4 separate regions of the Homo sapiens genome follow, and regions 2, 3 and 4 are each linked to region 1. The links are chromatin loops, found by intact Hi-C in ENCODE. Cell type or tissue: endothelial cell of umbilical vein. All regions are shown on one strand. Each heading gives the region's core, and the rest is flanking DNA. Links, peaks and the distances in the headings are about the cores only.

Evidence for each region. Peaks named below come from ENCODE experiments on the same cell type or tissue, not always from the same donor. Only the 100,000 strongest peaks of a DNase experiment are listed, where the experiment ranks them.
Region 2: a loop joins it to region 1, with 9 times the contacts of the local background. A loop is called at or near these places in 3 of 110 quality-filtered maps.
Region 3: a loop joins it to region 1, with 2.6 times the contacts of the local background. A loop is called at or near these places in 2 of 110 quality-filtered maps.
Region 4: a loop joins it to region 1, with 4 times the contacts of the local background. A loop is called at or near these places in 2 of 110 quality-filtered maps.

The regions. Positions count from the first base shown.
Region 1 is chrX:134,666,554-134,674,648 of GRCh38, forward strand. It overlaps a transcript of PLAC1 not described here. Among named protein-coding and RNA genes, the nearest start is that of PLAC1, 12 kb to the left of the region's middle. In endothelial cell of umbilical vein, for the core only: no CTCF peak of the experiment used is centred there; a DNase peak (open chromatin) is centred at 4,988; H3K27ac peaks cover 3,013 bases.
Region 2 is chrX:134,517,386-134,525,480 of GRCh38, forward strand. It overlaps the pseudogene RPL36AP54. Among named protein-coding and RNA genes, the nearest start is that of MIR450B, 19 kb to the right of the region's middle. In endothelial cell of umbilical vein, for the core only: a CTCF peak has its summit at 3,670 (motif pointing right); a DNase peak (open chromatin) is centred at 3,696.
Region 3 is chrX:134,748,740-134,756,834 of GRCh38, forward strand. It overlaps a transcript of PLAC1 not described here. Among named protein-coding and RNA genes, the nearest start is that of PABIR2, 44 kb to the right of the region's middle. In endothelial cell of umbilical vein, for the core only: a CTCF peak has its summit at 5,044 (motif pointing left); a DNase peak (open chromatin) is centred at 5,052.
Region 4 is chrX:134,574,442-134,582,536 of GRCh38, forward strand. All of the region lies in intron 2 of PLAC1 (placenta enriched 1), which reads right to left. Among named protein-coding and RNA genes, the nearest start is that of LINC00629, 28 kb to the left of the region's middle. In endothelial cell of umbilical vein, for the core only: no CTCF peak of the experiment used is centred there; a DNase peak (open chromatin) is centred at 3,610.

The DNA of each region.
Region 1 (8,095 bases), core at 2,074-7,073:
GGAGAAAAGACTTTTCTTAAACTCATGACGGCATGCTCAGAAAGAGGAATGGAGGTCTACACTGAAGCCTAACTTTCCAGAGAAAGGAAGGTTGGTTCTGCAAATACGTGTAACTTTTCCACATGATCTCCTTCCAGGTTGAGTCATTAGACCTAATGTTGGTGACCACCATTTCCCTGGGCAATGATCCTTTCTCTACTGAGTGGATGGAGGGATAAGAGGCTTCTGGGTGTGCTAGGCTGAGATATTGGGACTATTGTAGGCCCTCCATATCTGATCATTCTTTTCTGTCAGTTAAAAATGTTGTGGACCAGAAATAAACCCTCACGTTTATGGTCAATTTACTTTCAACAAGGGCATCAAGACAATTCAATAGGGGAAAGGATAGTCTTTTAAACAAATGGTGCTGGGACAACTGGATATCCACATGCAAAAGAATGGAACTGGACCTTTATCTTACACCATGTGCAAAAATTAAATAAAAGTATATCAAAGGTCAAAATGCAAGAGCCCAAACTATAAAGCTCTTAGAAATAAACATACGTGTAAATCTTAGATTTGACACCAAAAGCACAAGCAACCATGGAAAAAGTACATCTATTTTTTCTTTGATGAAATGGAGACTTCATGAAAATTAAAAGGCTTTCTGCTTCAAAGCACACAACCAAAAAAGTGAAGAGACCACCCATGGAATGAGAGAAAAATTTTGGAAATTACATATCTCATAAGAGACTTGTATCTAGATTACATGCAAAACACTTAAGACTCCATAAAGCAAAAAGACAAATAACCCAATTAAAAATGATCAAAGGATCTGAACAGACTGTCTTCCAAAGAAGATACATGAATGGCCAATGGAGCACATAAAAATATGCTCGACATCAATAATTAGGGTAATGCAATTCCAAGCTACAGTGAGGTACTACCTCACACCTATTAGGATGGCTGTAATAAAAAATACAATGCAAAATAACAACTGACGGTGAGAATGTGGAGAAATCAGAACCCTTATGCATTGCTGATGGGGTTGTAATATGCAGCTGCTTTGAAAAACAGTTTGGCAGTTCCTCAAAAAGTTAAACATGGACCAGGCACAGTGGCTCACACCTGTAATCCCAGCACTTTGAGAGGTCAAGGCAGTAAGATTACTTGAAGGCAGGAGTTTGAGATCCGCCTGGGCTATGCAGGGAGACCCCCATCTCTATAAAAAAAAAATTTTTTTAAATAGCTGGGTGTGGTGGTGCATGCCTGTAGTCCCAGCTACTCAGGAGGCTGAAGCAGAAGGACTCTGGAGACTAGGAGTTTGAGGCTGCAGTGAGCCAAGGCCCCACCACTGCACTCTAGCCTAAGTGACAGAACAAGACCTTGTCTCAAAAAAAAAAAAAAAGTTAACTGTGGAGTTACCCTATGATCCAGCAATTCCACTCCTAGGTACATACACATCCAGGAGAATTGAACATAGATCCACATAAACACTTGTACACGAATGTTCATAGCAGCAGTATTCTCAATAGCCATAAAGTGGAAACAACCCAAATGCCCATCAACAGACAAATGGATAAACAAAATGTGGTATAGTCATATTATTCAGCCATAAACAGGAATGAAGGACTAATGCATACTACAACATGGATGAACCTTGAAAACATGATGCTAAGTGAAAGAAGCCAGACACAAAGATCACATATACACGATTCCATTTATATGAGATATCCAGAATAGGCAAATCCATACAGACAGAAAGAGATTAGGAACTGCCAGAGGATGGAGTGGGGAGAGAATGGGAAGGACTGTTTAATGGGTACAGTTTCTTTCTGGAGTAATGACAATATTCTGGAACTAGTGATGATGGTTGCACAACTCTAAACCTAAAGTCACACATCTATGAAATGGTAGGGCTAAGATGTCAGTCCATTCAGTCTTACTCCAGCACCCACACCCAGAGTCACTCTGTCTAGAGTTGGATGCTCAGACTTATAATTCAGTATTCTGGATCCTGGGCATCATGTTCTAGTTTTATTTTTTTAAGGGATGTCTGCTTTTTTCCTCAAAAGGGCCTCTAAGGGCCCTGGGAAGGACTAGTGATGGGTCTAAATCCGGCCATAATGGCCAGCTCACACTTGTCTATAGGAATTCCACACAGGTGAAGCTTTCACACAAAGGTTTCAAGGCTGAAGACAGAAAATTCTAGGACCGGGAAAGACTTCCTTCTGGCCTCCCCAAATTTCCCTGAGATTGGGGCAGGATGGGCTAAGTGTGAACACTCCACACAAAGAGGAGCCAAGCCCTCTCCCACCCTACCCACCTCCCCCAGTGAGCAAGTACATTGTGGTCTTTAACCAAAACCAAATGAGAAGTAGTGGCTACACTGGGTGGCAACAGAGCAGGCAGGCCCAGCGAAAATGGGTCTGGCCTTTGAAAATGGCCTCCCAGAGGCTGCCTCCCAACGTGGGGCCTTCGGCATTGTTCTGGCCTTTGTGGTTCCTGGAAATCACCCACAGCAGGATCTGTTAGGCCTGAATACCCATCCACAAGGGCAGGAGGGAGAGGTGTGTGAGTTATTAGGGGTTACCTCTTTTTCTGGCCCATCCCATCTTTCCAGGATCTTCCCTATGGTCTTCCTAGTTTCATGTGGTTCAATTAAGTCCGCCCACATCTCTGGAGTGCCCACTCTGAGAATTCAGGGATGATTTGACTCACCTGCCCTCAAAGAGTTCACTTTCCAGTGGGATATATTTTGGAGCCAGAAAGCTTGGGTTCAAATCCTGATTTCATCATTCCCTAGCCGTGTGATGTTGGGCAAGTTACTTAACCTCTGAATTTCCCAGGGCCCTCATCAATAAAATCAAGATACTGATGTTAATATGTGTAAAGAAGGTAGAACAGTGACTTGCGCATTGTAAGCTGGAGATGGGTGTGAGCTCTTATTCTCTAGAGTGAGAAATGCTGTGGTTGGAGAAAACACAACACTTGGTGGGGGAGCACAGAGGAGAAGGCCAAACTCAGACAGACGGAATACAGGAAGGCTTTCCAAATGAGGTGATCCCGGAGGGGAGCCTTGCAGAATGGGTAGGAGTTAGGAGAGGGAAGCAGTGGGGAAAGAGCACTTGGGATGGGGAAAGGGGCATGAGCAGTGGTAGAGTGGCTGAGAACTGCCTGGTGTGAGCGGGATGCTGGGGCAGCTTGGTGTTTCTGGAGCTGGAGGTCCGCAGTAGCGGAAGACAAGGCTGAAGCGGGTGGTGGGCTTGGCGGTGGAGGGGCCGTACACAGCCCGGCTACTCTCCCCGAAGTCTCCTGTTTCTCCCTCTGAGTCAGGCCAGTCTGCTCTTGGCCATGGGGCTTGCCCTGGATCTCGAAAGAACCTTGGCTGGGGTTCACAGGAGGCTGCAACCATCTCCAGGAAATGCCGAGGTGATGAGGATGGCTCTGCATACGGCTAATGTAACTGTCACTCCAGTCTCCCCACCCCACCCCCACCCTGAGAAACACATTTTTGTCTCTGTCTCTGGAAAACATGTGTGCAAGCAAAGTTTGGCTGGGTGGCAGCTGAAACTTTTTTTTTTGACAACAGAAAGGCACCAACAATCTGGCTCTTGCTACCTGGGAGCTCCCAGCCCAGCCTTCTATGTTCACCTGAAAAGCCCAACACCCCTGGGTGGTCCCATGCCACCCTGGGGACTGTCCTCCATGCATCTGTTTCCTGCTGACCTTACAGCAGAAATCCAGCAGGCAAAGGGACCCAACTGCCTCATGCCTGAGGAATGCCTCCCAAGCCCCCTCCCACCTCCTGCCTCCTAGCTTCCAGAACTCAACAGCTTGCCTCTTGTGGGTCAATGTTTGCAGAAAATGTTTGCAGACTTCATATCATGCCATTTCCAGGAATAATTAGCAGTCAGGCAGTCAGTCTCTCATTCAGGTCTGGTGAACTAAAACCTCAAGAATGTGGAGCTGGGTGGGGGTGGGAATGGGAGTGGGTGAGGTTTGGGGTGCTTGCCCATCTTGCCAGCCTGCCTAGCTGGCTGAGTTCACAAGCCACTGGATCCCAGTCCCTGAGCACACCACCAAGGAACCTGCTCTGACTGGCCTCCATGGAACACAGAATGACTGGTCATTTTGTTGTCCCATGAATGCCAAGTCACAGTGTAGCCTCCAGCCCTGCCATGCAAATAAGACAAGGAGATGCCTTAGCTCATGCAACTCATACCAAGAGCAAGCAGTCACGGGCACCTTTGCCAATCATGACCCATTGCCTTGAGGATTTGGTCTCTGCAAACTCCCTTCCCCCATTCTAACCTAACAAAGACCCTGCAGGTTTCAAGTTCCCAGCCCCAATTCAACCATATGGTGAGCAGTTGGGGATCTTTCTGAGAAGGCTGTTATCTGTAACATGCTTGGGAGTTCCTTGCATTATTTTACTGAGCCAAAGCATAATGTGATTGCCTTGCTTCTTCATTTGTTAAAAAAATTTTTAACCCCATGAGGTGAAACTCCTATGACATCTTGGGTGTCAGGCCTTCAACTTTTGGCTAAGACCAAGTTTCTCTCTGTGATAGCCCAGTGTTATAAGTTTTATAAACAGACCCCTGAGTAAATGCAAAGGACTTTCTGTCCTCCTAAATCACAAACTAGATCAATAGACTGGCATGACAGAGTATTTTTAGCAAAATAATATTTAACAGAAATAAATGTAAAATGTTATAATTTGGTCCAAAAAAATCAATTGCACTAATATAAAACAGGAGAAAACTGACCTAATGGTAAAACATGTTTAAAAGTGGGGAACAGGGGGGAAGGCTTAGGAGTGTCTGTTGACAGTCAGGTCACTGTAAGTCAATGTATGATGCGACCAGTTGTATTAGTCCGTTTTCACACTGCTATAAACAACTACCTAAGACTGGGTAATTTATGAAGAAAAGGGGTTTAATTGACTCATAGTTCCACAGGCTTAACAGGAAGCATGACTGGGAGGCCTCAGGAAACGTACAGTCATGGCGGAAGGTGAAGAGGAAGCAAGCACGTCTTACCATGGTAGAACAGGAGAGAGAGAGAGAGAGAGAGAGAGCAACAGGGAAAGTGCCACACACTTTTAAACCATCAGACCTCGTGAGAACTCACTCAGTATCAGGACAACAGCAAGGGAGAAATCCACCTCGTGATCCAATCACCTCCAACTAGGACCCTCTTCCAATCTGACACGAGATTTGGACAGAGACACAAATCCAAACCATATCACCAGTGAAACAAAAAGCAAAAATTGTTGTAAGTTGCATTCATAAGAGTCTAGTCTTCGGAATAAAGGAGTTCTGCCCTGACCTCATAAATCAAGCAAAACCCTCCCAAGTCATTGGGTTACATTTTGGGCACCACAAACCCATGGGCAAAGGCATACAGAGTGATAGAGCTGGGTGGAGAAAGTTCTGTTCCTTTATTATCTATCTCCTCACTAGAATGGAAACCCCAGGAGGGCAGGGAACCCATTTGTTTCATCCACTGCTGTATCCCCAGTACAAAGTACACTGCCTGTCATATAGTATAAGCTCAATAAATGAAACTGAGAGCCTGAATAAATGAAAAAAAATCCTTTTCAGAGCCATTCAAGAGTGTGAAACCATCTCTGGTGGTGACGACCCTACTATTGGAATAGTCCAAGGAGAGGAAGTATAGCTATTTGGTGTGGGAACTGTACAGGGGATTCCAGGATCATTAGATAACCTCGCAGGGTCCCCTGACAAATTCCAAGGGCTTATCATAACATCCTTTGTGGGGAATGCAGGGGCTGACGGGGTATCTCTGGGTGGTCCCAATACCCTAGCTAGCTGTGTGCTCAGAAGTCCATGAAGCCTGAGTTCTCTTGTGTACTTCCTTGTATACTCTCTCTTGCTCTCTCTTCCCTTCTATTTTGACGTTAAGTAGTGTCTCTGGAGCATCCTGTGGTAGCTGTACTAAAATCAGGCAATACTCAGTTATCTTCCTCTTTGATGGTAATGTTGGTGCTACTAATCTAATTAGCTGCTTGGAGGTACATCCCCACTCTCTGAAGAAAAATACCCTTGATCAATATGAACCTCAATAAGAACTGATGATTCTGATGAAACAGAGCAAAGGATTCTTTCATAAGTCATAAATGTTACCCCAAAAGGGGGCTCCATTTGAAAAAAAATCCACAATATACTATTGAACAAGTTAGGGGCTGATTATTTACTATACATAAGTTGCTGCACTAACAATGCCCTGTAATAGGCAACCGGCTGGTGGGTGAGAAGATTTCAGAATGGATCTGGTGTTTTTCCTCCTTATTGAATGTACTTCTAGGCACCTCCATAAATCCTGTCATTTCAGAGACTCCTTCAGCTATATACTATTAGAGGCAAACTCAAGACTTACTGAGTACTTTGTCAAGGCTCAAACTCCTTATGTAAGTCACAAAAATATGGATTTTCCCCCTCTGTGTCTGCTTAAACTGTAATAGCCATTTTGGAGAATCCAGTAAGTGCTAACAGGGGAAAAGGTGAGAAAGAGAGAAACATCTCAGGCTTGTGAACTTGCTGAAATTAAACTGGGTGAGCCTCTGCAGGCTAAAGTATTTTTAAAATGAAAGAAAAAGAGAAAGGAAAGAAGGAAGACAGGGGAGGAGAGAAGGAAGAAGAGGAAAGAGGGAGGGAGGAGAAGGAAAGGAAAGAATGGAGGAAAGGAGAGAGGGAGGGAAGGAGGGAGGGAGGAATGGAGGAAGGGAAGAAGGAAGGAAGGAGGGAGAGAAGGAAGGAAGGAGGGAAGGGGAAGGGAAGGGAAGGAGGGAGGGAGGAAGGAAGGAAGAGACAGAAGGGAGAGAGAGGGGAGACAGGGAAAAGGGAAATTTGAGTGTATTTGTGTGACAGGATGTGAGGAAGAAAATGGCCCATCATTCTGTGGCCATTTCTTTTCAGCCTAGAAACTCTGTCATGTGAAAGTCTCATCATAGTCTCAATTTTTTTTTTTTTAATAAATGGAGAGGTTTAGTAGACCAAATGATTCCAAATGAAAAGTGGCCATAGGATGCAGAGACCACCCCAGTCCCCAAGCCCTGTGGCCTAATAAGGCTGTTTCAGATTGCTGCCTCCCTCACAGAGAGATGGAATTTGTTGATAGTGAGTGTCAAACACTGGAGAGATTTGTGGATGGTTAGGCTGACACTGTCTTTTGATCTCCATCTGTTGAGGGAGGAAAGGGGCTGGCCTTGCTTTCCAACATAACTTAATCCCAGAATGAGAGCCCAAAAAGCTTCCAACAACCTGACCTAGGTACTGCCAGCCATTTTTCAAATGTCCCTCACTTGCCTTCACTCTTCTGTTCATGAGAAGAAATGTGGCTATAATCTTGTGTGGGGCTGGGTAGGACCGTTCACACGGTCTTTATCTATCCTGCAGATGAAAGGAAAAATGTTCAACAGATGGATATTTCTAAAGCCTACCACCCTTTGCTTTTTTGAAGCTACACATCTGTTGGGTATGATCACAATTCCCTACGGAGTGAAACACAAGATGGCCTACTTGAACACCAAAATCTTGGCCCAACAGCCCACTTGGGAGCCATTTAGGATATGGCCCTTTTATGACACTTCACAAGTTGAATGGTAAAGGAAGATACCAAGGTTGCCCAAATTAGCTGATATCATGGATCTTCTTCAGAAATTCTAGATTCAGGATGACATGTTGAGGAAAAATATTCCAAGCACTGAATCTTAAAACTCATTTTCTCAGCCTTATGCCTCAAATTCTCTTGGGAATCCTGAAACAGACCTGTGGAGACACTCTTAATCTTTGCAATGCCAAGAGAGCCTCCAGCCAAAAGGTCACTCAGGAATGAAATGGAAGGGTTGGGGTAAGGGCAGGGATGTTTCTATGTCTTCAGTAGATCCAAATAAGAAAAGTTCACACAGGCAATAAAAGAAGGCCAAAGTGAGAAAGGACCCAGGACAAAATAAACCTGGTTCCTACAGCATTCAACCCATACATAACCTCAATCACATGCACTGTGACCCACAAGCATCTGTGGTGCACAGACGTAGGTAATTTAGAACTGTAGAAAACAAACATCAACAGCCTCTCAAACAGTGGTT
Region 2 (8,095 bases), core at 1,621-6,620, 150 kb before region 1:
GGTAGAGATCAGCTTCAGCAACATGGCAAAACCCCATCTCTACAAAATATACAAAAATTAGCTGGACTTGGTGGTGCACACCTATAGTCCTAGCTACTTGGGAGGCTGAGGTGGGAGGATTACTTGAGCCCAGGAGGTAGAGGTTTCAGTGAACCGAGATCGTGTGACTGCACTCCATCCTGGATGACAGAGTGAGACCCTGTCTCAAAAAAAAAAACAAAACTGCACTCTTTTATGTATTTTTATACTTTTGAAATGTTCTATAATATTTTTGAAATGTTCTATAATAAGAGAATATTGTGAAGACTTTATAGAAATACATTTGAGAACCTAAATAGAGTAAATTACTAGAATCAAACTAAGGAAAAAATGGAAAATCTGAAAAAAATGCAATAATCATTAAAGAGATTGAATTGTCATTTGAAAGTCTGTCCTCACAAAAGACCTCCTTCCTCTACTGTGGTCAGCATCTTTGGCATACATGAGATAAAATGTATGGTCCAGTCCAGCCTCTAAGCCTGTGCAATTCATTCAGTCATTCAGCAAATATCTATTGAATACTACGTATGGGCCAGGCACTCTTCTGGCTACCGGGGATACATAAGTGAACAACAACAACAACAACAACAACAAAGGAAAAATGTCTCTAATTTTGTGGCACTTAATATACAACAAATAATAATGAATAAGTGATATATAGTATGTTAGGAGGAGAACATTACTATGGAAAAATAGAGGAGGATAAAGGAGACTGAGAGGCAGAAGGATGGGCCAGTTTGTAATTTGAAAGGCAAGGTTGTAGGCAAGGTTCAGATTGGAACACTGAAACACGGATTTCCCACAGAAATGAACAGGTCTCCTTGGAGAGATGGCTAATTCAAGGTCTGGGTCAAGAAGTGTACAGGAAGAGCCTGGAACATTTTGTTGCACCAAAAAGATAAAACAGAACAAAACAAAACTCGGTTAATTAGTTACTGTTGGAAGATGCTAGCAAGCCAGTTCTTTAGTGATTTTTAAAAGACAGATAATTATAAGGAAACTTTTTAATAAACAAGCATTTATACTGTTTTCGACACAGACTACCACTGACTACTCAAATAATACATGAGGGGATATTTCTTTTTATGGAAGTATTCTGGCTAATAAGAAGAATAGAATTAATCACCAGTGGCTGCCAGCACCACAAAAAGAGATACAACTAGATCTTATGTGTTTTACAATTTTTTTATATTTGGGGGGCTGGTCTCTTATATGTCTCTTTTGGAGAAACAGCCCACCACCTGGATTCATCTCCTAGGGCTTCCATAACAAAGTACCATAAAATGAGTGTCTTAAAACAACACATGGCCGGGCACAGTGGCTCATGCCTATAATCCCAGCACTTTGGGAGGCCGAGGCGGGCAGATCACTTGAGGTTAGGAGTTTGAGACCAGCCTGGCCAACAAGGTGAAACCCCGTGTCTACTAAAAATACAAAAATTAGCCAGACATGGTGGCGGGCACCTGTAATCCCAGCTACTCAGGAGGCTGAGGCAGGAGAATCGCTTGAACCTGGGAGGCTGAGGTTGCAGTGAGGTGAGATCTCGCCATTGCACTCCAGCCTTGGCAACAGAGCGAGACTCCATCTCAAAAACAAACAAACAACAACAACAACAAAACACTCACGTTTATTCTCTCAAAGTTCTGGAGGCTAAAACTCTGAAATCAAGGTGTCAATAGAGCTGTGCTCCCTCCAAAGGCTTTAGGGGAGGATCCTTCCTTGCTTCCTCCTAGATTCTGGTGGTTTCTGGCAAGCTTTGATATTCTTTGGCTTATGACTGCATAATTACAACCTCTACCTCCATATTCATGTGGCCATCTTCCCTCTATGGGTGTCTGTGTCCAAATTTCCCTCTTATGGACACCAGTCATATTGGATTAGGCTTCCCCTAATCCAGTATGACCTCATCTTAACTTGATTACATCTACAAAGGCCCTATTTCCAAATAAGGTCACATTCACAGATTCCAGGTAGACATGAAATTTGGGTAACACTATTTAACCCAGTATACCACCTATGAAGTATTCTTTTTATTTTTCTCCTCAGCTTTTATTTTAAGTTCTGGGGTACATGTTTAGGACGTGCAGTTTGTTACATAAGTAAACGTGCCATGGTGGTTTGCTGCACAGATCAACCCATCACCTAGGTATTAAGCCCAGCATCCATTAGCTATTTTTTTCTGATGCTCTCCCACCACCCGCCCCGCCCCCGACAGGCCCCAGTGTGTGTTGTTCCCCTCCCTGTGTCCATGTGTTCTCATTGTTCAGCTCCCACCTATAAGTGAGAACATGCAGTGTTTGGTTTTCTGTTCCTGCATTTGTTTGCTGAGGATAACAGCTTCCAGCTCCATCCATGTCCCTGCAAAGGACATGATCTTCTTCTTCTTTTTTATGGCTGCATAGTATTCTGAAGTATTCTTGACAAAAAGAAAAAATCAACCTGAATCTATTCAAGCCTCTAGAGTCAACTAAAAATTTACAGAAAATACAGGAGACTGAGTAACGTGTTAAATGACATCACAGGGATGCAATTAGCCAACTCCAGACTATGGGAAACTCTACAGGACAAACTACCTGGTATCTTCAACAAATAAATTGCAGGGAATAAAGACATGATGGAGGAACCTAGACTAAAAGAGACTTAAAGATGAACCAGTAGCTATGTTTGGACCTCATTTGGATCCCAATTCAAACAAACTTTAAAATACACACCCATTTATGACACTTATGAGACAATTGGAGATTTGAACACTGACTTGAATATCCATTGATATTAAGGAATTATTTTTGAAAATGCGGAATAATACTAAGGCTATGGTTTTTTTTAGAGAGTCCTTATCTTTTAGAAACATATACTAAATTTGCAGATAAAAATGACTTGATGTTGGGGATTTGTTTCAAAATAATATGGGAGTTGGGGGATGTGGGTGCAGATATGGCTGTGACAAGATGGTTCATGGGCTGATAATTGTTGAAGCTGGGTGATGGGTACATGTGGGAGTTCATGATACTATATTTTTATGTGTTTCAATCTTTCCATAATAAAATTTTTTTTTAGAAAAAAGAAAGAAAGGAAAGAAGGAAAGAAAGAAAAGAAAGAAAGAAAGAAAAAGAAAAGAAAGAAAGAAAGAAAGAAAAAGAAAAAGAAAGAAAGAAAGAAAGAAAGAAAGAAAGAAAGAAAGAAAGAAAGAAAGAAAAAATACGGTATCAGGATAAGCCTAAATAAGAAGGTGACATTTGCTGTGGATCGTTCAGCATGTACAGGGCCCCTGTCACCATCTGGCTTTAAAAATACTAAAAAATAAATCTTGTGTAGGGGCTGTGAGAGATTAAAGACGGCCACAAATTCTTTTTTTAACCCAATTCTCCCATACCATTTATTTTAAAATTTATGCATTTTTATTAATTAATTTATTTATGTATTTAGTTTTAGAGACAGGGTCTCGCTATGTTGCCCAGACTGGCCTTGAACTACTGGGCTCAAGTGATCCTGCCTCAGCCTTCTGAGTAGCTGTAACTACAGGTGCCCACCACTGTGACTAGCCTCTGCCACAAATGCTTTTCTAATTCTCCCCTTACCTAAAGCTAATTCCCCTCCCTTTGAATTTGGCCTGGCCTTAGAGACTGGCTTGACCAATAGATGGCAGCAGAAGTGAAGTTCCAGGGCTTCTGAGGCTAAGTCATAAGAAGCCTTCTAGCTTCTGTTTGGCTCTCTTGGAATATCTCTGGATGTCCTGGGCTACCATATGAGAAGTCGGCTTACCCCAAGTCAGTCATTCTGGAGTCCATTCTCCAGTAAACAGTCCCAGCTGACTCAGTCTTCAACTCAACCCCACCAAGCCTCCAGACTTGGGATGAGAGGACTTCACTAGCACTTCCCAGACTGGCCCATCCGCTGTGTGAAAAGAACAGTCACCCAGCTGAACCCTGCCTGAATTCCTAACCCATAACATCAGGAGATACAATTCAATGGTGGATGCTCTAAGCTACTAGGTTTTGAGGTAGATTTTTTGTTTTGTTTTGTTTTGTTTTTCAGAGTCTCGATCTTGTCACCCATGCTGGAGTGCAGTGGCGTGATCTGGGCTCACTGCAACCTCCACCTCCTAGGTTCAAGCAATTCTCCTACCTCAGCCTCCTGAGTAGCTGGGATTACAGGTGTGCGCCACCACGCCCAGCTAATTTTTGTATTTTTAGTACAGACAGGGTTTCACCATGTTGGCCAGGCTGGTCTCGAACTCCTGACCTCATGATCCACCCGCCTCAGCCTCCCAAAGTGCTGGGATTATAGGCATGAGCCACTGCGCCAGGCTGGTTTTGAGGTAGTTTTTAAGGCAGCAATAGGTGGCCAGAACATAGGTTTATAATATGTGACAAACTATGTTTTGTAAGCAAAGGAATAATAAACACAAAAGCCAGGATAGTGTTTCTTGGGGGAGGTAGGTGCAGGTGGTAGAGGCAGGGGCAATGAGATGTGGAAGAACACAGGTTGAACTAAAGGTATTTCCTAAGAGCCTACTTTGGAGGTTGGGTGTTGTGGTAGATTTTTTTTCTCACTGTTGCCTAGGCTGGAGTGCAGTGGGACAATCACAGCTCACTGCAGCCTTGACCTCCCAGACTCAAGCAATCCTCCCATCTCAGCCTCCTGAGTGGCTGGGACCACAGGCAGGCACCATCGTGCCTGGCTACTTTTTTTCTTTTTGTATTCTTTTGTAGAGACGGGGTTTTGCTATACTGCCCAGGCTGGTCTTCAACTCCTAGGCTCAAGTGATCCTCCTGCCTTGGCCTCCCAAAGAGCTGAAATTACAGGCATGAACTACCACACCCAGCTGGTTTTTATTTTTTTATTTTCATTTTTAGAGACAGGGTCTCACTCTGTCACCCAGGCTGGAGTGCAGTGGCACAATCACAATTCACTGTAGCCTCCAACTCCTGGGCTCAAGTGATCCCCTAGCCTCAGTCTCCCTTGCAGCTGGGACTACACTCATGAGCCACCAGGCTTGGCCGAAATTTCTACTTCTGTAACAAGGAGAGCAGGCAGTGAAGTGCTATTCAGCAATGTTTTAATTAGAAAGGAAATGGGCAGGGCAGAGATACAGATAAATTGCTGTTTTACCATCTTGCCCAACACGGTTGTAATCAAGCCTACACAAGTATAAAGGTCATTAGCCAGTAATTGACTGGCCTATTTCTTCCATCTACAAGAGACTAATTTTAAATATAAAGACGCAGAAAGATTAAAAGGATGAGCTTTTTATGCTGATAGCACTCTCGCAAACCTGGTGAACATTCCTAAAAGTCACCAGACTTTCTGTAAGAAGTTTAGGAATCACCAATACCACAAAGTGACACAGTACAAGAAGGGCAAGCATTCTCTTTATGCCTGGGGAAAGTGGCGTTATGACAGGAAGTAGAGTGGCTATGGTGGGCAGACTAAGTTGATTTTCCGGAAAAAGGCTGAAAGTACTAAGATTATACCGAGACATGAGAGCATTGAGCCCAATTGCTTTTCTCAGAGAATGCAAACATTTTGAACTGGAAGGAGATAAGAAGAGAAAGGGCAAAGTGATCCAGTTCTAGCGTGATCTTTTTTATTGTGAAGAAAATACAATCTTGAGGTTATGTTCACTTCATTTGGTTACAGCTGCCATTTAAAAAACATATATATATATATATACAGAGTCTCACTCTGTCGCCCAGGCTGGAGTGCAGGGGTGCAATCTTGGTTCACTGCAACCTCCACCTCCTGGGTTCAAGTGATTCTCCTGCCTCAGCCTCCTGAGTAGCTGGGATTACAGGCATGTGCTACCACACCTAGCTAATTTTTGTATTTTTTGTAGAGATGGGGTTTCTCCATGTTGCCCAGAATGGTCTCAAACTCCTGGCCTCAAGTGATCCGCCCTCGGCCTCCCAAAGTGCAAGGATTACAAATTTGAGCCACCATGCCCAGCCTACAGTTGGCCTTTGGGGAGGGAATAAGCTAGAGCCATCATTAAAATTCCCTTTGTGGAGAAATTTATGCTTCGTGAAAAAAAGAAAGTAAAAGGATGGAAAAAATGTGCAACAAGTGTAAGAAAGCTTCATGGTTATATTAATATAAGACAAAGTAACTTCAAGACAAAGAGAATTACCCAAAGAAAGACGGCCATTAGATAATATAAAATAAACGATTCACTAGGGACATGACAATCCTAAATATGTATGCACCTAACAACAGAGCAAAACAGTTCATGAGTAAAAACTGACAGCATTATATAGAGAAATAGACATATCCACAATCGTAGTCAGATATTTTAACACCAGTCTCTCAGCAACTGATAGAACAAATAGACAAAAAATATCGGCTGGCTCACGCCTGTAATCCCAGCACTTTGGGAGACCAAGGCGGGCGAATCATGAGGTCAGGAATTCAAGACCAGCCTGGCCAACATGGTGAAACCCTGCCTGTACTAAAAATACAAAAAAATTAGCTGGGCGTAGTGGCCGGCGCCTGTAATCCCACCTACTCAGGAGGCTGAGGCAGGAGAATCGCTTGAACCCGGGAGGTGGAGGTTGCAGTGAGCCAAGATCAACCCACTGCACTCCAGCCCAGGCGACAGAGTGAGACTCTATCTCAAAATAAATAAATAAATAAATAAATCTATAAGGATATAATGGAGATCTGAAATTTACTGTCAACCAACTGCATCTAATTACAGAGCAGTATACCTAACAACAGCAGAATAGACACATTCCTTTCAAGGGCACATAGAATGGTCACCAAGATAGAGCATATTCAGGGAGATACGGTAAGTCTTAAAAATTTTTTTCATCAACTTTTATTTTAAGTTCCAGGGTACATATGCAGGATGTGCAGGCTGGTTACAGAGGTCAACATGTGCCATGGTGATTTGCTGCACAGATCTTCCCATCACCTAGGTATTAAGCCCCGCATTAGCTGTTCTTCCTGATGCGCGCCCTTCCCAGCCCCCCCGACAGGCCCCAGTGTGTGTTGTTCCCCTCCCTGGGTCAATGTGTTCTCATTGTTCAACTCCCACTCATAAGTGAAAACATGCCATGTTTGGTTTTTTGTTCCTGCATTAGTTTGCTGAGGATAATGGCTTTGAAATCTAAAGTATGCTCTCTGATCACGGTGAAATTAAATCATAAATCAACAAAATAGAAAAAAATTCCCACATTGTAGTAAGTCAACTAATACTTCCATGCAACTCATGGATCAAAGGAGAAATTAAATGATAAATTAGATTTACAAATAAATAAAATGCTGTACTTATGTTGCTATTTCCTGATTTTACATTTTATTTTTTTATTTATTTTTAATTTTTAATTTTTTTTTTTGAGACAGGGTCTCACTCTGTCACCTAGGCTGGAGTACAGTGGCATGATCTTGCCTCAGTGGAACCTCTGTCTCCTGGGTTCAAGCAATTCTCCTACCTCAGCCTCCTAAGTGGCTGGGATTACAGGTGGGCATCACCATGCCTGGCTCATCTTTGTATTTTTAGTAGAGACAGGGTTTCACCATGTTGGCCAGGCTGGTCTCAAACTCCTGACCTCAGGTGATCTGCCTGCCTTGGCCTCCCAAAGTGCTGGGATTACAAGTGTGAGCCACCACACCTGGCCTGATGTTACATTTTAAATATTACCAATTGACTGGCAAATATTGAAGATGAGGATTTAACTGTCATATAGGCACACACACATTTATCCTCTTTCCATCCTCCCAACAAAGTTTTAGCAAGTTTTGCTTAATTTACATTTGGTGTTTTCATTAAAATGACTAAATAAACATTGTTCTCTGCTGAGTGAGGTACTGTACTATGATAACATATCCTCTGTTGTACATTGTTTTGCTTTTCTTGTCTCCGCCCACCGCTTCCCTCTCTGTCTCACTCTCTTTCCAAATACCAATGAAGGCAATGTAAGGATATAATCATGAAGAGGGCCTTCACCACGAACTATGCTTTGCTCTGATCTTGGCCCTCTAGCATCCAGAACTGTGAAAAATAAGTTGTTTAAGCCATTATGTCTACGGCATTCTATTATACCAGCCCCAAACCACT
Region 3 (8,095 bases), core at 2,002-7,001, 82 kb after region 1:
TTTTACAGCAGATGGATGAAATGACTGGCAAGACAATTACCTAGGTCTGATATTGGCAGGTTGAGGCTCTAACATCTGTTTTATTTCTCTTTAAATCCCTAGCTGGAACTATAGAGACTGGAGAAGTCGTATTGTCCCTTACTGGCCACTGGAACATATTGAACAAGACACATTTTGCTTACTTTAAATTTTAATGTTAGAAGAAGAGTTCTAATCAGGGTTACTCACTGTCATGGGTTTTTGACACGAATCAGCCTTTTCTAAGAGTGTTAGGCTGCAATGAAAACAAGAATCAGGCTGGGCATGGTGGCTCACACCTGTAATCCCAGTGCTTTGGGAGGCCAAGGCAGGAGGCTCACTTGAGCCCAGGAGTTCGAGACCAGCCTAGGCAACATGATGAAACCCTGTCTCTACAAAAAATACAACAATTAGGCGGGCTTGGTGGTGCCTGCCTGTAGTCCTAGCTACTTGGGAGGCTGAAGCATGAGGATTGTTGAGCATGGAAGATAGAGGTTGCAGTGAGCCAAGATCGTGCCACTGCACTCCAGCCTGGGCAACAGTGTGAGACTCTGACTCAAAACAAAACAAAACAAACAAACAACAACAACAAACAGGCACGGTGACGTTTGCCTGTAGTCCCAGCTACTCGGGAGGCTAAAGTGGGAGGATCCCTTGAACCTGGGAGGTTGAGGCTGCAGTGAGACATGTTCAGGCCACCGTACTCCAACCTGGGTGACAGAAGAAAACAAGAACCAAATGCCTACACAGAAATATCCACAGGACTGACGAGGTAGCCAAAGAGTGCACTTGTTTCTGAAGTCAAAAATTTGAGCTTGTTGAGATATTTCTATCAAAAAATCAAGATTTTAAATTGCTGCCTAATACCTGGATTTTAAAGAAAACTCTGTTCAGTTCATAATTAATTCTTTTCGTGTTATTAACATATAGAAAAATACTAGCTGATCAGTTTCCATTTCTATCTGCTCATTCCTTTAATTTTTCTCCTTTCCCACAAATAGAAGCTGTATTGCAATAAGCATATCTTGCCCCTGGCCTCCATTCCAAGAACATCTGGAAAGAGTGTTAGTTAAATAGCAATGGGCTTACACAGTGCTATAATTTTTCTAGCTATAAGGAAGCCCCCACCATCTCCACTCCTATCACCAGAGAGGCGTGGGTGAGCTACCCGAAAGCTCTTTTGCTTGGAGAACAAGCAATGGAATCTTGCAGATAACCCTAACCAAACACCACCCAGGCAGAAGGGCCCTAACCTGCCTAGTGAGATTCCTCTAAATACATTTTATACTATCAAGGCTTAAATTCATCAGAAAAAAAAACCAATGGAATTTATCAGAAGATGTTTAAGAGAGAGTAACAGAGCTGCTGGGATATACTCAAACATAACTTTCTAAGCCTAAATTGCATAATATCCTTTTTCCAGATCCTTTTAGTTTGTTTCTTATTCCAGAAAGAACCTTATATGGAATTGCACGCATTTGGCTCAGTACAAATTTGGCCCATGTTGAGCCTCTTAGACTTGGCCCACCACAAACTCATGCTGTCAACCACAGTTTGGTTCCCATCACTGCCCAGTTGTTCCTGATATACCGTATGCTGTGAATATCCCAATCTTTCTCCTCGGGTCCCCAAATCTTCTTCCTCTCAACTCTCCCATTTTTAGTAGATGAGCTTGACAATTCGGTTGCTGAAAACATTTACGCTATGGGTCTGAACTCCCCTAGCTATTGGAGATGTGAGAGCATCTCTCATCAGATGAAGATTTTTCCTAAATACTAAGTTACTGCCTCCTACTCTGCTCTAGAATTCATCTCTTCCCATTTTCTTACTCCCACATTTATTTTCTCCTTATAGACCTCTGCTGTCCTAGATAGTAACCTCTTGCCACGTGTAGCTATTTAAATGTAAATGAATTATGACCGGACGCAGTGGCTCAAGCCTGTAATCCCAGCACTTTGGGAGGCCGAGGCAGGTGGATCACCTGAGGTCAGCAGTTCAAGACCAGCCTGGTTAACATGGTGAAACCCTGTCTCTAATAAAAATACAAAAAAAAAAATATATATATATATATATATATTTATATATATATTTATATATATATATTTTTATATATATATATTTATAAATATATATATATATATTTATATATATATTTATATATATATATTTTTATATATATATATTTATAAATATATATATATATATTTATATATATATATAGCCTGGTGTGGGGGCGCCACCTGTAGTCCCAGCTACTCAGGAGGTTGAGGCAGGAGAATCGCTTGAACCCAGGAGGCAGAGGTTACAGTGAGCCAAGATCATGCCACCGCACTGCAGCCTGGGCAACACAGCAAGGCTCTGTCAAAAAAAAAAAAAAAGGAAAAGAAAAATGTAAATGAATTATAATGAAATAAAGCTAAAAATGAAGTTTCTTGATTGTGCTAGCCACATTTCAAGTACTCAACAGCCACGTGGTGCTGGCGGCTCCTGAATGGGACGGTGCAAATGTATGTAATTCCCATCATCGTGGAAAGTTCTAGTGGACAGCACTGCTCACCAGGGACCTCTGATTTATTTCCTATCCCATTGGCTCTTCAATCTCATGCAGACAACTGCATCACCATCAACAACAACAACAACATCAACAACTGCTCTACAAGTGACCCTCCTACCCTTCCAGCTACCAGTCTCTAGAATGCTGCCAAACTTTTAGAATGAATGCTGCATTCCTTTCTTGCTCCTCTGCAATCTGACTTCCGACCTTCTCGACAGAAATAAAGCCACTAAAGACTTTTGGGGCATCTTCTACCATTTTGTTTTCATTCATCACCCTCCTAAAAATGTCTCCTCTCTATCCTGTTCCTCCCATCTCTTGTCTCTGGCACACTACCAATGCTGAAGAAGTGTTGGTTAAATAAGACAATAAGCTTCCCTCCTTGATCATTCACTCCTCCAGGATCTTTCATCCTACATCTCCCTTCTGTTGCAAAAGCCCGGTCCTCTGCTCTTCTTTTGTCAACCCTTCTCTCATTAGCTCATCTTCTCTCACTTGCCTTTAACTATCTGCTCTGTATAAAAATGGGTCTCAGTTTCACAACTCAAGCTGTCAATTTCTCACTTCCATGACTAGCATTACTGGAGAACACCAAGAATAAATGTTTGTATTATTAATGGCTGCTCCCAGTGATGCAAGGAAACCTGCTTTCCAACCCAGTTAATTCCTATGTCCCTTGCAAAACTGTCAGGGCCAACTCTGTAGAAGTTATCAGTGCTTTCCTGTGAGGCTACATTGTGAGGAGATTTCTGGGCTTGTGAAGAGTTAGGGACTCAAGGGGGCAGAAACAAAGGCTGCAAGATGAAAGACATGGGATGGCTCTGGCTAAAGGAACTTTGTCCATATAACAATTCTGCTACAGTCTTTTCTCAGGACTAGTTTCAAAGTCTCAGGATGATATAGAAGTTCGTTTTTCTTTTCATTTCTTCTTTGTTTGTTTTTTTTTAGAGAGGGAAGTGGGTTAGTAACCTCCACATTGCCTCTTCATTGAGAACTACATAATAGCTATAGATTAAAATGAAAAACCCGTCACTTTCAGAAGGGCAATATCATGCAATAAGCCTGCAGCAAATTATACCTTGGTGTTACATGAAGGAAGTTGACAGGACAACACTTTCTTCCCCTTCTCAAAATGAATGTAGAAAGTACACTCTAACCTTTACCAGCATATGATGTCTATAACTAACATGAAGGAAAGTCAAAACTTTTTTTTCTCCCCTTGGCTTTTTTTTTCTTTCAACAGACACATTGCTCTGCTGATAAGAAAGCTAAGAAAGTGGGTAGGTAGAAATATACAGCTCATTCAATTAAATGAAAATTAATGTAATGCAGACAACACAGTGCAGGCTGCTTGATTTTGTTACATTTAACTTAAAGACTACCAGGCCCTGACAAACATCCTTGAAATGTAAATTCAACATTCAAAACCCACAAGTCACACTAAGAGCACTGGGAAACAGGAGAAATACACACTGGACAGATGCAGGCAGTCCCAAAGCTCGGTGATCTTTTACAGCTAGAAGGTCAAGGCAGTTATTTCACAGTGATTTGTATGAAAAGAAAAATAAATTGAAAAGAGGGCATTCATGTATATATGAGATAATTGACATAGCAAAAATAACTCCCAAAGTGAGCATTTACTAGGCAATTTAGGTTAAAATGGTATAAAAGGCAGATTGTTTGGGCCAGCACATCCGCCTTTCTTGCACTTAAAGATAATTTGTAGATGAAGAAACTGCTCTCTTTAAAAAAAGAAAGAAAAAGAAAATCCTCCTCCACAAAGCCTCCTTTCCCACAGCCTTCTACCAAACAGATTATGTTGCTAGGTAAACATAAGCTACCAACAATTTCTGTACCAATATATATAGCAAATTATACTTCAGAGGAAGCCTGCAAGCTTATGAAACAGATGGCAGATTTGTGTCGTGGCCCGAGAAACAATTGTGTTTTGGTAAAATGAGCCACTGCAAGTCTCCCTGACATTTTCCTAGCCTAATCGACATTGACTTTTCATGTCACGAAGTTGCATGAAAGAGCGGGATCATGTAGAAAAGCAGATAAGCATCAGAAGCAATGGCAAAGATGATGCCCTTTTAGAGCTGGAATCATCAGTTTTAAACTTTGAGTTTAAATATACGATAACAGCAAAAAGTAAACCAACACAGCTCCTAATGTATCGCTCAGACCTGCCATCTGGGCTGGAGTCAAATTTAATAAGCCCAACGACATCAACTCTACTTCTCCAGCACTATAACTAATCTTAGGCTGTTTAAACAATCAGGGGCGGGAACGAGATGGTATAATCTTCTGTGAACTGGATGTAACTGGAGAATATATCCATGCTTATTTAGATTTTATAAAAAGAAATTTCGGAGACTTGAGGTCCTTACAGCTCACATTTCTCATCCAAACTAAACTGTTATTTGTTTAATAAGCAACTGGTTCACAACTGGACTTCAACTGTCCCACCACATCCTGGAACAAAGTGTTGAATCACACTCAGATCCACACTGACATCTGCAGGTAATTGAAACAGGACTTCTGTGAATTGATTTCTCGACTCGGGAGTCTCAAACCATTCTCCAGAGTAGTGTGCTAAACCATAAAACTTAAATACCCCGGATGACACAAAATATTTCTTTAAAAAATACTATCAATGTTTAAGTGCTTCCATAGACTAAAATATTGCATATAGCATCTGAGTTCCATCACATAGAAAACCCCACAAACACACAGCTGTCTCTGCCTGGCGTAATTATGGTGATTTTTATTTTCACTTTAAACTTTTTTCTATTTTTCATTACTTTTCATATATTATCCAATGAGCATATGGTACTTTTACAATACGTTATGGCAAGGTTGCTACCTAAATTTTAACCTCAAACTTTCTGTTGTCCCTATCAATTTATATTCACATTAATCAAAGCTTCAACAAAATCCAGCAGAATATTGTTTTATTGTAATAACTGCTGCTATGCAGCACACTTATTTATATAGGCTATCAAAACTCCTAAACATTCACAAGATAGGGAGTAGATTCAAGCTGCTTTAGGCTAATACATGAGATTTTTCTATAGTGCCTTTCCACTGAGCAAAATTTTAAAGTAACATTTATTGGATCGATCTATAATTATAGTATTAGAAAAAAATGGAATCTGCTACCAAGAGACTCCTTTTACAATGACTGTCTAGGGGGAAGCCTATTTTTCTGGGCTTGTAAAAATCAAGTAACTCGCTCAACTTCTGAGGTAAAAGTCAACATAGATGGAAGGCTTTATTCTATGTGTTGAAAATTAGATGTAATAGAAAAATCCATCAAGGATTTCTAGTGGTAGGAGAAAAAGGGGCAATTTCTTAAGGGCTCATTAACAAATTTAATCAACAGGCACTCATAAACAAGCTGTCTTCCAATTTACAAATGTGCTACATTTCGAACATTTATTGTTCTTTTTTTTTTTTTTTTTTTTTGGTGCCTACAATGCATTTTCTTGAAGAGACAAGATTACGCTGGTTAGAGTTCCAATTTGATTCACAAAAGTAAAGCTAAAATACTGTAGGTTTGCAATGAAACGGTAGGAAGCAGTTTTAGCAATAAGATAAATGTTGGAATGACTTTAACAATAAATTATTTTTCAGTTTTCTTATTTTGGTGCATAAGAAAATAATTATAGAAACATAAGAAAGCAGGCCATTTTAAAGCACTTCAGATGCTAACATCCAATTTATCATGTAAATTTGCAACTTTTCTTATTTTTGATCTAGGCACACATTTTATGAGCATAGGCCATGCTGAAGGTTTTACTTTAGCTAGCATGTGGAAATTAGATGGAAATTAGGGAGAAAAAATAGGAGAGAGAGTTTGCCATGGAAAGTGGGCAAGAACTGAAAGAGAAGCGGGGAGAGAGAACTACAGAAAACATAGATTTAGATTCAATTCCTTGCCTCCACGTTACTCATTCATTCATCCAACTATTAAGTGGTAGCTCTTATTGGTGAGTATAAGTACTCTGTAGTTTGTTTGTTCATTGATTTGACAAATGTTAATTGAGCATTTACTTTGTGCGTGGAGCTGGGGATACCAGTGTGAATAAGATAGTCTTGGTCACTATTCTTATACATTTGGTAACTAGTATGGAAGACAGACATTAAACAATCACTGTAATTACAAGTCAGATAAGTGCCATAAAAGGTGAAGCCCAGGGATATCAAGGAGTGCCTAAATGGGAGAACTTAACCTAACCTGGCATTGCTCCTCCTCTCCAAATGATCCAGATGGTCAAGTTGACTGTGTATTTTAAATATATTTGCATCTCTTACTATGTGTGAAGTTGAGTATCTTTTCATATATTTAAGGATCATTTGTATACTTTCTTCTGTGAACTGTGTATTCATGTTTTTGCCCATTTTCCTCCTGAGACTTTTTAGCCTTTTTTCTTTAGATTTAAAAAGTTCTTTATATGTTTGGGATATTGGACCTTTATTTATGTATACATTATAAGTATTTTCTCAGTTTCATCATCTTTCTTTTCTTTTTCCTTTTCTTTCTTTTTTTTTTTTTTTTTTTTTTTTGAGATGGATTCTTGCTCTGTCACCAGGCTGGAGTGCTCTTGGCTCACTGCAACCTCTGGCTCCCGGGTTCAAGTGATTCTTCTATCTCAGCCTCCCAAGTAGCTGGGACTACAGGTGCCCACCACCACGCCCGGCTAATTTTTTGTATTTTTAGTAGAGACGGGGTTTCACCGTGTTAGCCAGGATGGTCTCTATCTCCTGTCCTCGAGATCCGCCCGCCTTGGCCTCCCAAAGTGTTGGGATTACAGGCATGAGCCACCACGCCCGGCCTTCATCATCTTTCTTTTGACTTTGCCTATCTGATTTTTGCCATGCAAAAAAAGGTTTTTACTTTGATTTTTATGTACTTGAAAATACTCATCATTTTATGGCATTTGGATTTGGAGTCATATTTTAAAAGGCTTTCCCCACACCCAGATTATAAAGAAATTAATCGACGTTTTCTTCTAGTGCCTATATGTTTTTTTTTTTAATATTTGGACCACCTGGTACCTATATGGTTTTATTTTTTATTTTTTAAATATTTTATATAATAAGCTCCATTTGGAGCTTATTCTAGGGTACAATGTGAAGTATGGGACCAAATTACCTTTTTGTCCAAATGGCTATCCAGTTGTGCCAATAGAATTTATTTAAAAAGTCCATCTTTGCCCCAGTAATAAACTGTTTATTAAATATTACATTTTCGGCCGGGCGCGGTGGCTCACGCCTGTAATCCCAGCACTTTGGGAGGCCGAGACAGGCGGATCACGAGGTCAGGGTATCGAGACCATCCTGGCTAACACAGTGAAACCCCGTCTCTACTAAAAATACAAAAAATTGGCCAGGCGTGGTGGCGGGTGCCTGTAGTCCCAGCTACTCAGGAGGCTGAGGCAGGAGAATGGCGTGAACCCGGGAGGCGGAGGTTGCATTGAGCCGAGATTACGCCACTGCACTCCAGCCTGGGGGAAAGAG
Region 4 (8,095 bases), core at 1,340-6,339, 93 kb before region 1:
GAAGGCCTGGGGTAGCAGTAGAGCCTTTCTATAATAGTTAGAGAGTACAGAGTCCTAACAAGCGTCCTGGCCTGTCCACTTGCACACCTGCTTATCTTCTAGGATCATTGATGCCAAGGGCTCTATGTCTGTCCCATCCAACGGTACCCAATGTCCTGTCAATTAGCTCTTAGTCAGTGACTCCAAGTGCAGCCAGCACTCTTTGTACCCCTTTTCCTCCATCCCTGTGATAAGTCGTCCTCTGGAAAGAAGACAAAGTGGAACTCTCCCCTAGTCTGGCCTTTACATGGGAGGAAAGAAGAAATTATCAAGCCGTATCTAGACCAAGTCCAGGCAATTGAGAGACAGCATAATCAGAAGCAGAAGCCTCAGGTTCACGAGGTACTGAAGAATGGTGGGGTGCCTCGAAGGGGCTTGCTAGAGTCCCCAAGTTTACCCAGGCAAATGGACTTAGCCCTGAGGTTGTCCAAGGATTCCCTTAGCTAGAAAAAGGAACCTAAACCACAGGCTGGATATCTGTTCCTCCTGAGAGCAGACCTACACATCCACTCCCAGTTCCATACACAGATACAGAAATCAGAAAATGCTAGAGGTTCTTGGGAAATCAGAGGCAAGATGGGTGAATTCTCCCCTACCCCAACTTGACCCTTGGCTCCCTCTGGGCTGGGCTTTTCACTCTGCCAACTCTGGACTAAAAGAGAGATCCAGGCTAACTTCACGTCAGTTTGAGTGTCCCCGAGCCTGAATGTTCCCAAAAGTGCTTTGCAGTTGACCCCATATCCACATATGATAGAGTATTGTACTGGTAAATATCACTATACACTTCTCTGATCTGGACTTTCTATATAACGAAGATTTGACTTTGGGTGTGATAGCTCCTTATACTAGCAATATCAAAAAACATAACAATTTTTTAAAAACTAGCTGGATGTGGTGGTGCGCACCTGTTGTCCCAGCTACTTGGCAGGAGGATTGCTTGAGCCCAGAGTGAGACCCTGTCTCCAAAAAAAAACAAACAAAAAAAAAAGAGCAAGAACAGGGTGTTGAGCCGGGCGCAGTGGCTCACGCCTGTAATCCCAGCACTTTAGGAGGCCAAGGCGGGTAGATCATGAGGTCAGGAGATTGAGACCATCCTGGCTAACACAGTGAAACCCCGTCTCTATTAAAAATACAAAAAATTAGCCAGGCGTGGTGGCACGTGCCTGTAGTCCCAGCTACTTGGGAAGCTGAGGCAGGAGAATTGCTTGAACCCAGGAGGCAGAGGTTGCAGTGAGCTGAGATGGCGCCACTGCACTCCAGCGTGGGCGACAGAATAAGACTCCGTCTCAAAAAAAAAAAAAAAAAAGTAGAACAGGGTGTTGGTTTGGTGCCTTTTTCCTGAAATTAATTACTTGTTTAAAAAAAAGCAATTGGTTAAACTTGTGTTCATCATTTGCATATTATAATACATAATATTTTAAAATACACCATATATAATGTTAAAAATAAATATAAAAGTCTTATCATATCTAATAATATATACATATATGATATTAATATAATTATTAACAACAAAAAGGAAGTTTCCCCCCACTGGTAATCTATCTTCCCTTAACAAAGAATGAAGGACTTTCTTTCTGAAATTTTTCTCCAGGACTGAGACTTGAACTTACATCACTGGACTACAAATGTTTAGGAATACCTATCTATGTATTCTATATCTATGTATCTAATATTCTATATATACATTATATATCTATATCTATTCTATATCTATATATTCTATATAGCTAGATAATTATATATACATATATATGTATAAAATTATGTCCTCCCAGCTGGGTGTGGTGGCTCACGCCTGTAATCCCAGCATTTTGGGAAGCTGAGGTGGGTGGATCACAAGGTCAGGAGTTCGAGACCAGCCTGGCCAATATGGTAAAACCCTGTCTCTACTAAAAACACAAAAATTAGCTAGACATGGTGGCACATGCCTGTAGTCCCAGCTACTCAGAGGCTGAGGCAGAAGAATCGCTTGAACCCAGGAGGCGGAGGTTGCAGTGAGCCAAGATCGTGCCACTGCACTCCAGCCTGGGCGACAGAGTGAGACTCTGTCTCAAAAAAAAAAAAAAAAAATTGTGTCCTCCCAAAAAGATATATTGAAGTCTTAACCCCTAGTGTTCAGAATGTGACTTTATTTGGAAATATGCTCTTTACAGAGGTAATCAATATAAAATGAAATCATTATGGTGGGCTCCAATCCAATGACTTATGTCTTTACAAAAGGGGAAAATGTGGACACAGAGACAGACACACACAGAGGTAAGACAATGTGAGACATGTAGGAAGAAGGCGGCCATGTGCATCACTCCAATGATGTGCCTGCAACCCCAGGAACGTCAAGAATTGTCAGCAAATACCAGAACTAGAAGAGGCTTCTCTAGAGCCGTCACACAATATGGCCCTGCTGACACCTTGATTTTGAACTTCCAGCCCCCAGAGCTGTAAGACAATACATTTTTTGTTGTTTTAAGCCACCCAGTTTGTGTACAGCAGCCCTAGCAAACTAACAATTATATCTTCCCAACAAATGGAACAGACACACATGCCTCCTTTCTGAGATAGGAGCCTGCAATTATTAATGTTCTGACTCTGTGTTTTGTTACAATCTTAAATTCCATTTAGAATTAGAAATATGATGAAGCAACAAGGAATAGAGACAAAAACTTAGAAAGAAAGGGGCCAGTTAAAAGTGGTATTGGTGCTGATATTTGATGCCTACAGGAGAAACTGAACTAGAATTGCAGTGTAATATCAGGGAGACGTTCCCAACTATAAAAGTTGTCCAAAAATGGATGGAGAAACCTAGAGTGAAACTAAGATCTCTTTGTTCCCTGTAGGCATTCAGTTAGAGGCTGGCTGTCCACTTGTTGGGGTCACTGGAGAGGGAGATCCTGTCCTACGTCAGAGGCTAGAGTAGATGATCTTTGGCCGGGTGCAGTGGCTCACGCCTGTAATCTCAGCACTTTGGGAGGCCAAGGCGGGCGTATCACCTAAGGTCAGGAGCTCAAGACCAGCCTGGCCAACATGGTGAAGCCCCGTCTCCACTAAAAATGCAAAAATTAGCTGGGCGTGGTGGCGCATGCCTGTAGTCCCAGCTACTCTGGAGGCTGAGGCAGGAGAATCGCTTGAACTGGGGGGCAGAGGTTGCAGTGAGCTGAGGTCGCGCCACTGCACTCCAGCCTGGGCAACAGAGAGAGAGACTCCACCAAAGAAAAAAAAAAGATGGTGTTTAAGGTTCTATCACAGAATGCCTCATGTGTGCATGCATGCGTGTGTGTGTGTGTGTGTGTGTGTGTGTGTGTGTGTAGTGGAGGGATAGATTAGCACATGTATTATGAACAAATGCATGCATGGGAACACACACACATACATACATCATGCACACATACAGAGGTTATTTATGTAGGTCTTCTCTTGAAAGTCTTACAATGTCATTGATGCCTGAAGCCTCTAATCCTGAGATACGGAAGATTATATAACATTTTCTAACAGGGACTTGACCTCTCAGCCAGGTTTTTGTTGTGACTGGATGTGACTGTGTATTGGTGGCAATTACAAGGGGAAGGTGGCAGGGGAGAAGGGAGGGCAGGTCATGATATAGAGGAAAATACTCAGAATGATTCTAAGTATTAGTCATTAAGAAAACAAACCAGCTGGGCGCAGTGGCTCACGCCTGTAATCCCAGCACTTTGGGAGGCCCAGGTGGGCGGATCACAAGGTCAGGAGATGGAGACCATCCTGGCTAACACGGTGAAACCCCGTCTCTACTAAAAATACAAAAAATTAGCCAGGCGTGGTGGCGGGCGCCTGTAGTCCCAGCTACTTGGGAGGCTGAGGCAGGAGAATGGCGTGAACCCGGGAGGCAGAACTTGCAGTGAGCCGAGATCGCACCACTGCACTCCAGCCTGAGTGACAGAGCAAGACTCTGTCTCAAAAAAAAAAAAAAAAAGAAAAGAAAAAAAAACTCAGAATGGAGCTTACTGCCCAGCCCTAAAGCCTGGGGGTGGGGCAGTGGAAATGGTCTTTCTTTCTTTCTTTTTTTTTTTTTTTTTTTTTTGACATAGGGGTTTGCTCTTTGCCCAGGCTGGAGTGTAGTCGTGCAATCACAGTTTACTGCAGCCTCATCTCCTGGGCTCAAGCGATCCTCCTGCCTCAGCCTCCTGAGTAGCTGGGATCGCCTGGCTACTTTTTTTTTGAGGAAATGGTCTTTCTAAGCAGCATGGTCTCTGAAAGCCTGAACTGGGGGTTCATGTGATGCCTGTCTTTGGGGAATTTACAGGAGAGCTGATCAAGAGAGATAACAGGAGGGAGTTATCTACTGGGGTGGGGCTGGGGAAATCTCTAGACAAAAGATATCCAAATTAAAGCAAATTTCTTGCACCGAATTTAAAAGGTTGGGGCTCTGATCCTTGGAACTGCAGTCTATGGAGGCCCTGTCACAGTTATAGGGCAAATGTTCAAAGTAGAAATACTTTCTATTTCACCTAGAAAGTAGTAGTAGTGATGACTTTAAAAATATATATTTATGCTTCTTTGCAATGTCTTAAGTGATTACAGAAACCAGGGGTTCTAAAAAGCTTGTTTAAACGTGTATGGATTACATATGGCAACAAATCTCAAAATACAGCACTTTTGCTTTAATTTGGATATCTTTTGTCTAGAGATTCCCCAGCCCTACCCCAATAGAATGCACTCCCTCCTGTTATCCCTCTTGATCCTTGCAGCTCTCCTGTAAGGGCCCCAAAGACAGGCATCACATGTTAAAACTGTGGAAACGGGGGTCCCAGAAGGGCAGAGAGCCTTGGCCAAGATCAAGGTTAGATAAGTCAATCGGGGCCTCAGGCCTTTCCACCAGCCCACCTTGCTTCTCTGCCTTACAACTCAGAGAAAAATGGCCAGACATTACAATAAATTTAATCACCATGAAAGAAAAGGAAAGTCCTGAGGTGGCTTGGCTTCCGGACTATGGCTCTAAAACACTTGGGTGATTCTGCTTCAGTGTCTGATGGCTGAGTTTTTAGGAGAGGGGACAGAATCAACTTTAAAACTGAGCAAACCAAAGCATAGAGGGGCTGTGGGAGCAATTTCCCATGCATGACTCGGGGAAGCTGAGAGAAGCTCTAAGATGGTATGTGGCAGTGAGAGACAGGGACAAATCTTTCCTGAAAACAACAAGAGGAAGAATGGAGTGTTCTCAGGCTTTCACACAAGACTTGTGTCACAAGTTGGAGAGGGGAGACCCAGATAGACTCCAGCTGAGCGGTGGTTTGTGCTTTCCCGGAAAGCTGAGGCCTCTAGAACTTAGGACAGTGAGGGCAGATGCTCATCCCTAGGAGGACACCCACATCCAAGAAGAGCAGATAATTCCTGTATTCCAAGAGCTCTGTGCACTTCTTTATGAACCTGCCCTGCTTCCACCAAACATAGCTATTTCTCAGGCCAAGCCACCAGTTCTAAAATTGATCGCTCTGCATTTACGCTGGGTATAAATAGATATAGATGGGCCGTTTAATTTCCCACGTGGCTACCTTCCGCCAATTGGAGCACCCTTGGGAGTAGAAGAACAGAAAGAGGTTCAAGGTAGGCAGGCCACTGGGATTTTTGAAACTTGGATATTTTGTCTTATACAAAGAGCAACAACTTTTCTATATGCCCTCAAAAATAATCCTACTTTTTAAAGCTTTCTTTTTACACCTAAGTGATGAGAACAAAGACAGAAACTGGGTCCACCCACTAGACAAAACCTTTCATCATAGGCAGTTGCTTAAACGTAGCGACTGAGATTCCCGCAGAAAGAAGAAAGGAAGGAAAACAGGAAGGAGGGAAATGGATATATATTGAGACACTGTATTACTGTGTTTAGGGCTGTACGTGCAGTATCTCACTTAACCCTCATAGCAACTCTGTGTGGTATTATTATTAGCTTCCTTTTATGGAAGAAGAATTGAGGATCAGAAAGGTTAGGAAATTCATTAAAGACACAAAGGTCATAAGTGGCAAAGCCAGAACGAGAAGCTTCTATAGTTCTCTGTCTAGTCTATGCCAGTGCCAAGAAAGTAAACACAGTGAAGGTGTTCATAACAGAGGACATAAAAGAGTGGCAACGGTTGTTTATGGGTATCAGAGTCTAGGGTGGTGGAGAGGTGGGGAAGTTAATAGCTTTTCAAGCAGGGGAAATTGAGAAAAATAGAGGCAATAAATGGGAGACAGAAATTCAAGGGCATTTAGAGTAGATAATTCTGGACCACTGTTTCTATTTTATCACTCTCTATATTTTGGACTTCTTGTCAGCACACAGTCATTCCTTATTTCAATGTAACACATTTATTCCGTGGGTTGCATGCATACCCAGAACACAATGAACCTCGAGACACACTGTATATTCAGGCCTTCTCAATCTGTTTTGACGAGGGAAATGTGTATGGCTTCTGTACAAAGCCACCAGATACGGCAACCCCAAACTAAGAAGAATGGCCTGTAGACTCACCCAATAAATCTTCCTGAATGGAAAAAGGGTACCACACATTCTCCAACTCTTGCATTTGTTATGGAAGTGGAGAATCACATATTCCTGATTCCACTCTGAGGACAGGGATTGTGTGTCTTTCTGATTTCATCATATCTTTAAAAAGAATGGGCTTCTCTTGCCAAGCCTGAATGTTTGTGACACTCCAGACCTGGATGTCAGGGCTTGGATGGGAGGGAGGGAAAGAGTACAGACAGTCAAATGACTGAATCAATGGGCAATGTCTCATTAGTGCCATGTTGGAAACAACCAGAGCTAGGCAGCCCTAGTTCCCTGGCATAAGTTGGGTTTTTACAAACATTTTAATTTGTAAAAACTGGAAAAAGGGTGGGGGGCACTTACTGAGTTTGAAGAAAGCAGCAGGGTGAAAGCGCCCTTCATTCCTGATTAAAACCACTAGCTTGGGTTGCTGAAGAAAGGAACTGAGTTTATTTCCCCCCAATAATACCATCTGGTGGTTTCTCAGACTCTTTTTTTTTTTTTTTTTTTTGAGTTGGAGTCTCACTCTGTCACCCAGGCTGGAGTACAGTAGTGGGATCTTGGCTCACTGCAACCTCCACCTCCTGGGTTCAAGTGATTCTCCTGCCTCAGCCCCCCGAGTAGCTGGGATTACAGGCACCCGCCACCATGCCTGGCTAATTTTTGTATTTTTACTAAAGACGGAGTTTCACCATGTTGGCCAGGCTGGTCTCAAACTCCTGACCTCAAGTGATCCACCCGCCTCGGCCTCCCAAAGTGCTGGGATTACAGGCGTGAGCCACCGAGCCCGGCCCAGTTTCTCAGACTCTTTATGAAGAATCCTATATTGTTCGAGCTATGAACCAGCTCATAATAAGAGCTGAACAACTGTGGCACCCACCTGTTAGAAATCAAGACTGGGGTATTAAAACCAGAAGTGCTGGCCTATTAGAGGGGCCTGACCATTTTGTGTGGAAAGCAAACCTCGCCTAAACCCAGGGATTAGCATTTTCACATTGGGACAATAACTGAAGCAGGTGCTCATTCTATGGGTTGTTCGGAATCATTTTTCTGACTGCATAGAGGTAGAAGCTGAAATAGAATAAGTTCTCAGAGGGCATGACTCCAAACAGGGAATGGGGAGGGAAGTGAGGCATTCCTTATTCTTTGCTTCCTTGGAAAATGGAAAAAGAAACTCTGGCACAAAATGGCAGCTGCCCTGGCTCATTGGCAGTTCTGCTAAGAAACTAGGGAGCAAAGAGCTGATTAAAGAAGGTCATGTTTATCTAGGGATATGGTAATTGGAACACACCCTCACTAGTGATCTAAGTTTAAATCCCCAGCCTCTAAATAAGCAATACTTTCAAAAGGGCCACCTTATCATTATTTATAAAATAGTCTGATTTTCAGGGAGGAGTACTTCTCTTTTAAGCCTCTCCTTTAGAGATTTTGTATGTGGGAGATTACAGACCTCGGGGAGTATTTTTTTAAACTAAGTTTTAAAGTCACCATAGTGTTTGTAAATAAAATAAGATAAAATAAAATAAATACCAAGTTTTAAGTAGTATTGAT